2 separate regions of the Homo sapiens genome follow, and region 2 is linked to region 1. A link is a contact called in ENCODE Hi-C or POLR2A ChIA-PET data. All regions are on one chromosome and are shown on one strand. Each heading gives the region's core, a stretch centred on a gene start or an enhancer-like site at or near the end of the contact. The rest is flanking DNA. Distances are from core to core; before and after follow the strand shown.

Region 1 (5,907 bases), core at 976-3,475:
GTTTTTCATGCTGTCAGAACTGTGAGCCCTTGAGGCAACCAACGTTGGGCAAGGACACTAAGAAAAGAGGTTAGGGACCAAAGGGTTGGGTGGGTGGTTGTGCAACTTCATACCTTTGAGCAGAGTACTGTCCACAGCCATGGCGGTCACACGTCCGGATCTCATTGGAAGACTTGCCAGCACATATATTAGCCCATGGCCCTGCCAGTGCTAAAAAGGAGAAAAGTGAGAGCAGAGCTCCTGGCCTCAGACATTTCCTATCCCCATTTGCCTTATCAGTCACACAGTTGATCCTGACAATTCTGTTTTCACTGTAGTTTTCCCTGGACTTTATGTATTTATGGGAAGATCGTCCTTCCAGAATTTTATTTCCTGATTCAGATGTAAAATTGGCTTTTTCCCTGGCCACAGAATTCTGCTTTGTGACGTTAGAGTATCAGTGAATACAATTTTTTTTTTTTTTGGATCGGAGTCTCACTCTGTTGCCAAGCTGGAGCACAGTGGCGTGATCTCAGCTGACTTCAACCTCCATCTCCTGGGTTCAAGTGATTCTCCTTCCCCAGCCGCCTGAGTAGCTGGGACTACAGGTGCGCACCACCACACCCAGCTAATTTTTGTATTTTTAGTAGAGACGGAGTTTCACCATGTTGGTCAGGACGGTCTTGATCTCTTGACCTCGTGATCTGCCTGCCTCAGCCTCCCAAAGTGCAGGGATTACAGGCGTGAGCCACTGCGCCCAGCTGAATGTGTTTCTTTATAAGCATTGGCCTCCATCATTATACTTTGCTTCAGATCCATTAGTAAATGGTATAAGTTGTGCTTTTCTATTTTTCTTTGCTCATTATCTGCCATGGGGATCATTATTTTTAGATTAAGCAAAAATAATAAAATAGCATGGCTCAGAAAATAATTTTAGAAATTGTAATTTTGAAATGGTTAGTTCCACTAATCAAATCCAAGCAAATGTTTGAATTAAAGGAGAAACGAACTCTGTACTAGCCAAGTTTGTTTAACACTAGATAAATCTCTCATAGTTGCCAACATGGAAGAGGGAGATTCTTAAAAATAATCTGAAATGTCAAACCAATTTAGCCTAGACTGAGATTAGGGGTGAAGGTAGGAGAAGGAGTAGAACCAATTATATGAAAAATTATGAAACGTGGAGGAGGGGCTGCTTTCTCAGCAGACTTGGTGCAAACTTTGTTTCAGGCACAATTTGTTTCTTTACTATAGTAAGCACTTAATAAATGTTCAATGGAATTAAATGTCCTGGATTTCCAGTGTTAACATTCACAGAGAGATACAGTGAGCACACTCAACCTTGCACTTTGAAACAAACAAGCAAAAGCGAGAGCCTGGTAATTTGACTATTGATTTTATTTAAAGACATTTTACTCTTCATTAATACCTATCCTGTGAAGAGAACCTACAGAATATGGCCATTAAGCCTCTTCTTTAAAATACTTTTAAAAGGTGGGTTTCAAAAGTTTTATGCCTTGGAGCCAAGCTCCAAATCAACACCTTGATCAAGATATAATCCCATCACTTTGGCAACTAATATTTATCCTTGGGAATTGAGGCAAATATCAGACAGTGTAGTAATTTATTCACTTTTTCCTCCTTCGGTGAGTATTAAGGGAGCCATCCCTTTGTCTTAATCCATACCAGTCTCTGTATTAGTATCTGTATCAGAATTTGATTTTGATCAAAATCAGAATCAAATATTTATATCAACTTTTTATTATCTAGTTTTGTTCTAGTTAAGTCCCAGACCCAGACTCAGACTGAAAGGCTTTGTAATGTCTTCTCAACCCACTATTATGTTTCCCTCATTAAAGAACCGGAACATTCCATTTAAATTACTTAAAACATCCTCAGGACCATGTGTCATTCCTATTTCATTTTTAATAGCCAAATACACAAGTCTTTGTTGTGATCATGCTATTAATGACTTTTTAATCTTTTTAGTCTTCCCCTGAAATCAGTTTTTAAAAGTTAATCAATATTCTAAAATTGCACTTTCGACTTACCGGTAGAAATCAGACCAGCCAAAAGGAGGGCTTTGGTGGAAAACATCTGGTTTTACTTCCTTTAGTTTCTTCCTCTGATTAGAGTTGCCCCCACACTCTCTTTGAAGAATATTCAAGTTTGAATGAATACTTCCTAGCTATTTAGCCTTAGAATTCTGCATCTCTCATTTCTTTAGTGTGAGACACAAAAAGTTTAAGAGGATGGAGCAAGTCAAGTTCTAATATTCCATGGATAGCTATTTGATTTGCAGGTAGGGCCTATGTAAAAGCCTTTGATCTGAAGAAGAAGCCAATTATATTGGAAATACTGACTAAATATTAACAGAAAATGATAAGGCTAGGTGCATATCGACAGTCTTCTGGGCTGTGGCTTGTAGGAGAATGTTCGTGCGAATGATGGAATATTTAGTGCTGCCTGCTGGTAGATCTTTCTTTTATTTCCTTGATAGCACATATTTCAGAAGAAAATTGGTCATTAATAATGTGTAGCCCTTCATAACATATTCCTTAATATATCCCTTAGGTGTTTTTGAATTCTCAGTTTAATTATATTTCACCTGTGTAATATTTGCAAATAACTTTAATATTTTAATAAAATTGCATGTATTCACCTTAAATATGTGATTTTTAAATGTTTTCTTGTTTATGATAATGGTAAGTTAACACCATTAAAAGCATCCATCAATAAAGGAAAAAAGATTAATTATAATATAGTCATTGATATGGTTTGGATCTGTGTCCCCACCCAAATCTCATGTTCAATTGTAATCCCCAGTGTTGGAGGTGGGGCCTGGTGAGAGGTGATTGAATTATGGGGCTAGAGTGCTCATGAATGGGTTGGCATCATCCCCTTAGTGCTGTTGTCCTGATAGTGAGTGAGTGAGTTATGGTGAGATCCGGTTGTTTAAAAGTGTGTAGCACCTCCCCTGTTCTCACTTCCTCCTGCTTCAGCCGTGTAAGACATGCCTGCTTGCCCTTTGCCTTCCGCCATGATTTTCAGTTTCCTGAGACGTCCCAAGAAGCTACCATGCTTTCTGTACCTCTTTTCTTTATAAATTACCCAATCTCAGGTATTTCTTTATAGCAATGCAAGAACAGAATAATACAGTCATACAACAGAGTAAAATATAACAATTTAAATGAAGACAATCTACATGTATTAACACAGCTAGATCTCTAGATATACTGTTGAATTAAAAAGCTATTTTTAGAATTATATATATAGTATCATACTATTTATAATATGTAAAATCTGAAAACAAGTATATTAATCTTAATGAATGCTGTATGTATAATAAAAATATGCACAGACTACCTTTAAGGTACTAATTACTTCTGGATAGTGAGAGAAATAAAACCGTGGAAGGATATACAGAGTACATAAACTCTAAAATATTTTATTTCTAAAAAAAGAAAAAAATCAGAAGCAAATATGTTAAAATATTAATTTGTTAATTATTGGAGATAGACACATGGATGTTATGTTACCCTGTACTTTTCTGGGGAATTAAATTTTCAGTGTGTTTCAAATATATGTTAGCAGCTCCTTTTTAGCTTAATATTAGATGAGCACCTGGAATTTTCTATGGAAGCTTCCCCATTTAAATTATGTGCCAGTAGCTGTGGGAGATTGGGATTGTAGCCCCAGTTCTTCACCCTCTCTGCATCCACACCTTTGCCATGTTTCATGGGGGCAAAGGGAACTTTCCTCACCCTTGATTTTGGGTTTAGCTGTGTAGCTTTGACCACTAAGATGAGGCAGAAGTGGCAGTGGGTCGGGAAAGCCTGGGTCTTCTGGGGCCTTAGTCTTTGCACACTCCTTCCTGTGTTTCTACATCGCCGTGAGGCAGATGATCCTGCTGCCCTGGGAAGGGAATGGATGCCATGCAGAGCACAGTTGCCCCTACAAAATCCAGCTTAGTATACCCTATGAATGTATGGGCTTAACTGGCTGTCATTGGAAGCCACTGAGTTTTGGTGTGGTATGTCACACAACAATAACTAAACGATGCCAATGAGATTATGCACCTAATTGTTTTTGCTTCACACACAACCTTTCAAGGAGGCATCTAATGTATACAATATAGAATGCCAACGCATTGAATACATCAAGGATCTGAGTCAATGTACTGAAAGAATAGGTTAGTGAAACAAAACAGATGATTCAGAAATAGGCACAAATATATACAGCATGTAGTATACAATAGAAGTCATACTTTAAATGATTAGAGGAAATATAAGTCATTCTATTAACTGTATTGAGACAACAACTGGCAAGAAATAAAAGTGCAGTCTAGGCGTGGTGGCTCATGCATGTAATCCTAGCACTTTGTGAGGCCTGTGCGGGAGGATCACTTGAGGCCAGGAGATCGAGACGAGCCTAGGCAACATAGCAAAACCCCATTCCTACAAAACATTTTTAAAACTTAGTCAGGCATGGTGTGTGTGTACGCAGTCCTAGCTACTTGGGAGGCTGAGGCAGAAGGAATATTTGAATCCAGGAGTTTGAAGTTACAGTGAGCTACGATCATGCCACTGCACTCCACCCTGGGTAAGATAGTGAGACCCTGTCTCAAAATAAATAAATAAATAAAAGTTCAATCCATATCAAAGTGAACCAAACATTTGTATGCAAAAGGAGAGAAAGAGGGAGGAGGAGGAAAGAAAGAAAAGAAATGAACTGAAACCATAGAAATACTAGGAGAAATTATGAATGATTTTTAATGGTCTTGGTATGGGTTGGACTTTTCAAAGAATGTTAAAAAACCCAGAAGTGCTGAAGGAAATATTTGATAAATGCGTTATAACAATAATAAAAAAAACTTTCTACAAAGCCAACAGTATCCTGATCAGAGTCAAAAGATAATAATCTGAAAAAAATATCTATAACCCATATAATATGACAGATAAGGAACTCATCTCCCTAATATATAAAGAATTCTTTAAAAAAATAAAAGGTGTAAACAAATTGATAGAAAAATGGGCAAAGGCCAGGCGCGGTGGCTCACACCTGTAATCCCAGCACTTTGGGAGGCCGAGGCAGGCGGATCACGAGGTCAGGAGTTCGAGACCAGCCTGGCCAACATGGCGAAACCCCATCTCTACTAGAAATACAAAAATTAGCCAGATGTGGTGACAGACACCTGTAATCTCAGCTTCTTGGGAGGCTGAGGCAGGAGAATCGCTTGAACCTGGGAGGCGGAGTTTGCAGTGAGCCGAGATTGTGCCATTGCATTCCAGCCTGGGCAACAAGAGCAAGACTCCGTCTCAAAAGAAAAAAAAAAGAAAAATGGGCAAAAGATAGCAGCAGACTTTCCTAAAAGAAAAAATACAGATTACCAATATGTATTTGAAAATATGATCCACTTCACTTAAAATTAACAATTGTAAACCAGAATGAGGTGTAGTTTTTCACCCATCAAATTGACAAAGGTATGTAGAAACATTTATTGAAAAGTGTAAGTTGGTTTAACCTCTTTAGAGTACAATTTTGCAATACCCCTCACATTTTTAAATGCACAAAACCTTTGCTCCAGCAATGCTATTGTTTTCCTACCTGTGGCCTGCTTTCCTCCTATTTTCCCTGCCTTCTGCATTAACTGTTTCCAATGTATCTTCCCCTCTGAAGCCAGTGCCGTCCTCTAAACTGCAGAAGAGATGGTAGGAGACTCTTTTGAAACCCGTAATGGGATAGGATCTGAGCAATGTCATCAATGCTGAAAAGCTGATGAGAAACTTTGTAATGGATGGATCAGGCTGATGATACCTAATCAATCGTATTGTTAAGAAGAGAGAGAAGGAGAGAGTATATCAGACATTTTATACCTCCTGTTGGAAATGCACAACACAACCTATAAAGTATTCTTGTCAAAAAATC
Region 2 (5,681 bases), core at 2,781-5,280, 46 kb after region 1:
AGGCCTTTCCGCCTGAATACATGGGTCCTTTTTGCCATCCTCTCTGTTCTTTTTCTGGGTTTTTCTGGCCAAGCAATCTCTCTTTAAGTCGGTTAACTTACCTTTTGAGGCATATCTTTGCTCTCAGCCTGGGAGCTCATCTGTCTCTGGGAGATGGCTCTACCTAAACAGAAGTCTGTAGATGTTTTCTTGGGCTCACCCTTCTCAAATCATGTTGAGAAATCATGAGACATGAGAAATCATGTCTCAAAGCATTTCCAACAAAGCTTTAGCTGACTCAGAATATACAAAGATTTTTTTCCAAGTCAACTTTATTGAGGCATAATTTATGTGTAATAAAATGTATATATTTTAAGTATACAATCTGATGAGTTGTGACAAACGTGTACATCCACATAGCCGCCACGACAATCAAGACACAGAACATCTCCATCACCCCAGAATGCAACGTTTGCCATTATCCCCCCAACCCCAGCCATGAGCAAACACCCACCTGCTTCCTGTCAATATAGATGAGTTTTGCTTTGTCTAGATTTTTATGTAAATTATCATACAGTAGATATCATTTATATCTTACACTCAGCCTACGATTTTGAGATTCACCCATGTTATAGCATGTTATGGATAATTTGTTCTTTTTTTTAGCTGAGCAGTATCTCATTGTATGGAAATAAGATAATTTGTTTCTCTCTTCACTCAGTGATAGACATTTGGGCTGTTTCCAGTTTGGTGTATTACAAGTACAAATGCCTTTTCTGATTCCTGATGTAGCACCTGGAGTAAACACGTCTGTTGCCCTTAGAGAGCTTAAAGTCTTGGCAAAAAGAGACAATTTAAATGATTTAATCCTCGTGGAATTTTATTATTGGATATGATTGGGATATAATCAACTGCAGGGAGGCTTGTAGTTGTGCTGGATGCTATGGAACCGGCAGAGAATGGAAGAGTACAGGGGGCCGGGGTCACTTCAGGGCATTTTATTTTATTGGGGAATGGCATGTGAAAGCTCCATCAAATGACGCTGGATGGAGCCCTGCCCTGGGAAGCAGGCAGAGGAAGACCACAGGGGGAGCAATCCTGGCAGGTGAGAGGCTGCAAAGATGCCGCCAGACCTGGAATAGAGAGTTTGTGTTCAGCAAGTGGGACAGAAATCACGAAAAGGCCTTGAATACTGCTCAAATTGCAGGACCTGCCACTGCCATGATGAGTGCCACTCTGAAGCCCTAAAAGATGACAAGGGAGAGTAGGAGAAGCAAGCCCAGAGGAGAAAGAAAGTGGAGAATGGTCCCCAGAGGAAGGGAGGCAAACAGGGAGCAACAGCTACGCAGGTGACTGCAATGTAAGAAGCCATCCAAGAATAGACAGTGTTTCAAAATGCTCAGGAAAAAGCAAGGTGCGGTCTTCTGGATGTGGCGGCAGAAAAACCCCAAGAGAAAGACATCATCAACATAAAAGCCTGGAAAAAATAGGGATCATAAAGATGCCAGTGTGACTGACAAACAAATTAGAGGTGTTTGTCTCTCGTACTCTCCCTTATCATCTTTTAGGGCTTCAGAGTGGCACTTCTCACTGGGGCCATCTGCAAGCTGTTCTTCGGCTCAGGAGACCATGGCCCTGCTACACAGTCTCCCATTTTCACATACTTGTTTTTATTGCTGGGTAACAAATTACCTTCAACTTAGTGGCTTAAAACAATACAGTGGCTTTTTTTGTTTAATCTCACAGTTTCCATGGGTCAGGAGTCTGGACATAGAGGAGATGGGTTCTCAGCTCACAATCTCATCAGGCTGAAATCAAAGTGTTAACCAGGGCTATGTTTTCATTTGGAGCTCAGGGTTCCCGGTAATCAGAATTCAGTTCCTGCAGTTGTAGGGCTGAGGTCCCATTTTCTAGCCAATCTAGGGGCTGCGCTCAGGTCCTAGAGGGCCGTGCAGGTCCCCTCCACGGGAAGTTCACAGCATGGCTGTTTACTTTCCTTCAGGCCAGCAGGAGAGTGCCTGAATTACATCTGCAAAGTCCCTTTTGCCATACAAAGTAACATGTCACTGGAGTGACAGCCAGTCTTATTTACGGGTCCCACTTACACTCAAAGGGAGGAGATGATGCCTGCACAGCAGGGACCAGGAATCTTAGGACCCATCTTAGAATTCTGCGCATTGCACATGGTTTTTCCTTTGACTTCCTATTTCTCCATCTAGAAAGGCAGGGGCTGTGGGCTAGGTCCTCTCAGAGATTCTGCTCTGCACCAATACTCTGAGTCTGTGTTCTCCTTCATTTTATGATTAGAGTCCATTTGGAAGCACTATGCCCAATCATCTCATCCAAAATGTGCCTTGAAGATAGTGATGGGGACAGGGGCAGAGATGACTGAGAACCACTGAAGGGGTCGCAGGCCAAGGGAGGGGCAGCTGAGTAACGGGCAGGGAGGCCTGCTCCTGGAATGGATGTTTGGTGAGTCATTAGGGCTGTTCACATACATTCTGTTTCTTCTTCTGAGCAGCGGAAGTGGGATTTTACTTCCCCATCCCCTTTGCAATTCAGTATAGGCATGTGCCTGACTGTGGCTGGTGAAATCTGAGCAGGGATGATGTCTATCATTCTGAGCTGAAGTTTTAAGAGCCCGTGTGTGTGTGTGTGTGTGTGTGTGTGTGTGAGTGTGTGTGTTGTCTCAACTCCCTTGTCCTCTGCTATAGTGACTAGCAGTTTGAGACGGTGGCTGCTTCATTATCCTGGGTCCCTGAAGGGATGCAGAACAGAACTCCAGCCAACCCGAAATGGACTTGTGGCACAGATGACAGAAATAAATCTTTGTTGTTTAAAGCCCCTAAGATTTAGGATTGTTTGTTACTGCAGCATCACCTAGCCTATCCTGGCTGGTACAAAAAGGACAGTATCACAGTTATTCTGGCTGCCACCTTCTCTTTTTCTCCGGAAACTCTTATCTGAGCCAGGTCTTTGATGCAGTGGCTTCTCAAAGATATAGCCATAGGGTTCAATCTTGATGAAAAGTGACTGTGTTGCTCTATAGTCATGTATCTTCCGTCATTCAAACTGAGCTACTCACCTGCTTGCTGAGAGAAGATGCTCTCCCACACCCTGGGCCCTCAGCCCTCATGATAAATAAATAATTTTTGTTTGAGAACAAATAAGAGTAATTAGCACATTCAGGGAAAACTGCCAGTCAAACCTGACTTGGACATGCTTTGATGTAGTTTACTTGTCATCTTGTTCTGAAAAATCTCAATTACCTGCAACCTGCCATTCCCGCTCTTTTCTTTTCCTACACCTCTAATTTGTTTGTCAGTCACACAGGCATCTTTATGATCCCTATTTTTTCCAGGCTTTTATGTTGATGATGTCTTTCTCTTGGGGTCTTTTCTGCCACCACATCCAGAAGACTGCACCTTGCTTTTTCCTGAGCATTTTGAAACTCTGTCCGTTCTTGGATGCTTCTCACATTGCAGTCACCTGTGTAACTGTTGCTCCCTGTTTGCCTCCCTTCCTCTGGGGACCATTCTCCACTTTCTTTCTTCTCTGGGCTTGCTTCTCCTACTCTCCCTTATCATCTTTTAGGGCTTCAGAGTGGCACTTCTCACTGGGGCCATCTGCAAGCTGTTCTTTGGCTCAGGAGACCATTGCCCCTGCTCCACAGTCTCCCGATGAGGGAGGATGCTGGCAGAGGTTGGCTGCCACTCAATTACCCAGACTCATTCCAAAGACCACGCAAATTTTTGTCCAGAGGGATGGTGACTGCCAGGGGGACCGATAGAGGGTACACAGGCATAGATCACCCTCAAGCAGAGACTACAACTGGTTAGGACTATGAGAAGAAATTATGCACAAGAGCGTGTCATAGTGTAAATTATGCCATGGTTTAAAGAGGAAATAAGACACAGAGAGAATCTGGCAATTATAATAATAATAATAACTAACAGTTAATGAGCACTTTCCATGACCCAAGCACAGCGTAGACACTTCCTATGGATTATCTCCTGCAGTCTTCATATTTCCTGTTGGGTAACACTAGTCTCATGCCCACAATTCGGATGAGGAAGCAGGGGCTCAGAAAGTTAAAGCAGTTCACCTAAGGTACACAGCAAGTAAGCAGAGAACTGGGATAGGGTCCCAGACAGCTGGCTTCAAAGTCCATGCTTCTACCCAGGCAAAGGGAAGAAAGAACTACACTGGCCAGAGGAGCTACCCCCTAGTTGCCAGTGTCCATGATGATTCCCTTGTGAGGAGGCCCCCCAGTCCAGATCCTTCCCATCCCACCTACCTGGAACTCGCTTCCAGCTGATTGGCTACAGGGCTCTGCCACATGATGCAAACTGGAAAAGGCCCTGTTTGAACTCTTCCCCTGCAAGAGTTCAGGCCCACAGGTTCTGGTGTGGGCTTGCTCAGCTGGAGGTAGCCTGAGGTGAGCTGGAGTTTACAGCCCTGGCTGCAGGCATCCTGCCGGGTTGGACTGCCTTGCTTTTCAGAGTAGGGGGAATTGAATTATTATTGCATCAACTCCTCCGACACTCTGAGAACTATGGCCTCCCTCATTCCTTCCTCTGTGGCTTTTCTCTGCCCATAAATGAAAAGCAGATTGCCTCACTGGTGCTGGATGCTCAGAGCAGAACCGCATCCTAGGTGTGGAAGAGCAGAAATGTTTCTCACCATCTGTTTCTCGTTGACTTCAGTGGGGCCATGCTTAGACAATGGGGCAGTATGCAGCCTGCATGGGGTGTGGCCCCACAGGGTGACCCCATGGCCTGCTGGCTGGCAGGCTGGGGAGTGGCCCTCCTCTGCCTTGAAGGCCAAGAGGCTGGGGAGCTTGTGTTTCCTAGAGTGTGGGGGTGGTTTCCCCCTCATTTGGCCGTTTCTTCTTCCTTTTCTTTCTAGAAAGATGGATTTCAGCTGTTTTCCCAAGACTCATAGTAACCTCCTAGTAAAGTCGATATTTACTGTGTGTGTGTCTGTGTGTGTCTGCCTGTGTGTGTGTTATGAACAGTGTAAATGTATTCTACGTTTAATGCAGAAAACCTAGAAGAATGAAAAGAAGCAAAAAGTAACAGCCCCATTATCAAGATTTTTTTTTGATGTGTTCTGTCAGTGGTCTATTTTTCTTGATTATTTTTTAGCATCATTAAAAAAAAATATCGGGACCTAATGCACGCTGCTGAGTTAGGCAGTATTCTAAGTACTTCGCAGGGGATAATTTCAGGTTGCATATAGTACAACCCTATGAGTAAATAATTTCATTAACAGCATTTTTACAAATGAAGACACTGCAGTTAAGAGGGGCAGGAGCTCCGCTCAAGATCACCCAGGAAGGTGTGGTGGGACCAGGACTCAGGACTCAGTTGCAGGTTGGGTAACTCCAAATTTCACAGCTCATAACTACCTCCACCGTACACACTATACATGAAATGCAAGGCAGTTTGTGTCCTGTTTTTCACTAAGCAGTAGATGGGGACTATTCAACCAATAGTCCTGTATGCATGATTTTAACAGCTGCGTATATCTCATTACATAGATTTAGCTGAACCTGTTTAGCCAATCCCCTGACTTTGGGTTGTTCCAAATGTTGTCATTATAATGCTGAGATGATCATTCAATACAGATACCCTTAAGGCTATATCCATTGATTTGCCAGTAGTGGAATTTGAGCTAATAGACATGCATGATACTTTAAG

The links. A loop is a pair of places that touch in the nucleus more often than their neighbours do. ChIA-PET counts read pairs that join two places held with the same protein, here RNA polymerase II (POLR2A). Pooled maps may share reads with other maps.
Region 2: a map of mammary epithelial cell shows a loop between it and region 1 (2.6-fold over the local background). The contact joins the enhancer-like site here to the promoter of LECT2 in region 1. A Hi-C loop is called at or near these places in 7 of 168 maps with a recorded cell type or tissue (Calu3, IMR-90, MCF 10A and 4 more) and 4 of 50 pooled maps. POLR2A ChIA-PET finds 5 or more read pairs at or near these places in 2 of 52 experiments (MCF 10A and OCI-LY7).

The regions. Positions count from the first base shown.
Region 1 is chr5:135,952,758-135,958,664 of GRCh38, forward strand. It overlaps LECT2 (leukocyte cell derived chemotaxin 2), which reads right to left and starts at 2,226. Exons shown (of 4, transcript NM_002302.3): 1 at 2,031-2,226; 2 at 114-210. The coding sequence starts at 2,076.
Region 2 is chr5:135,997,086-136,002,766 of GRCh38, forward strand. No RefSeq gene overlaps it. Among named protein-coding and RNA genes, the nearest start is that of TGFBI, 29 kb to the right of the region's middle. RefSeq lists an enhancer at 4,281-4,782. Within about 2 kb of position 4,031, at least 3 of the 41 ENCODE cell types and tissues checked have a DNase peak (open chromatin) inside an H3K27ac peak, as active enhancers do.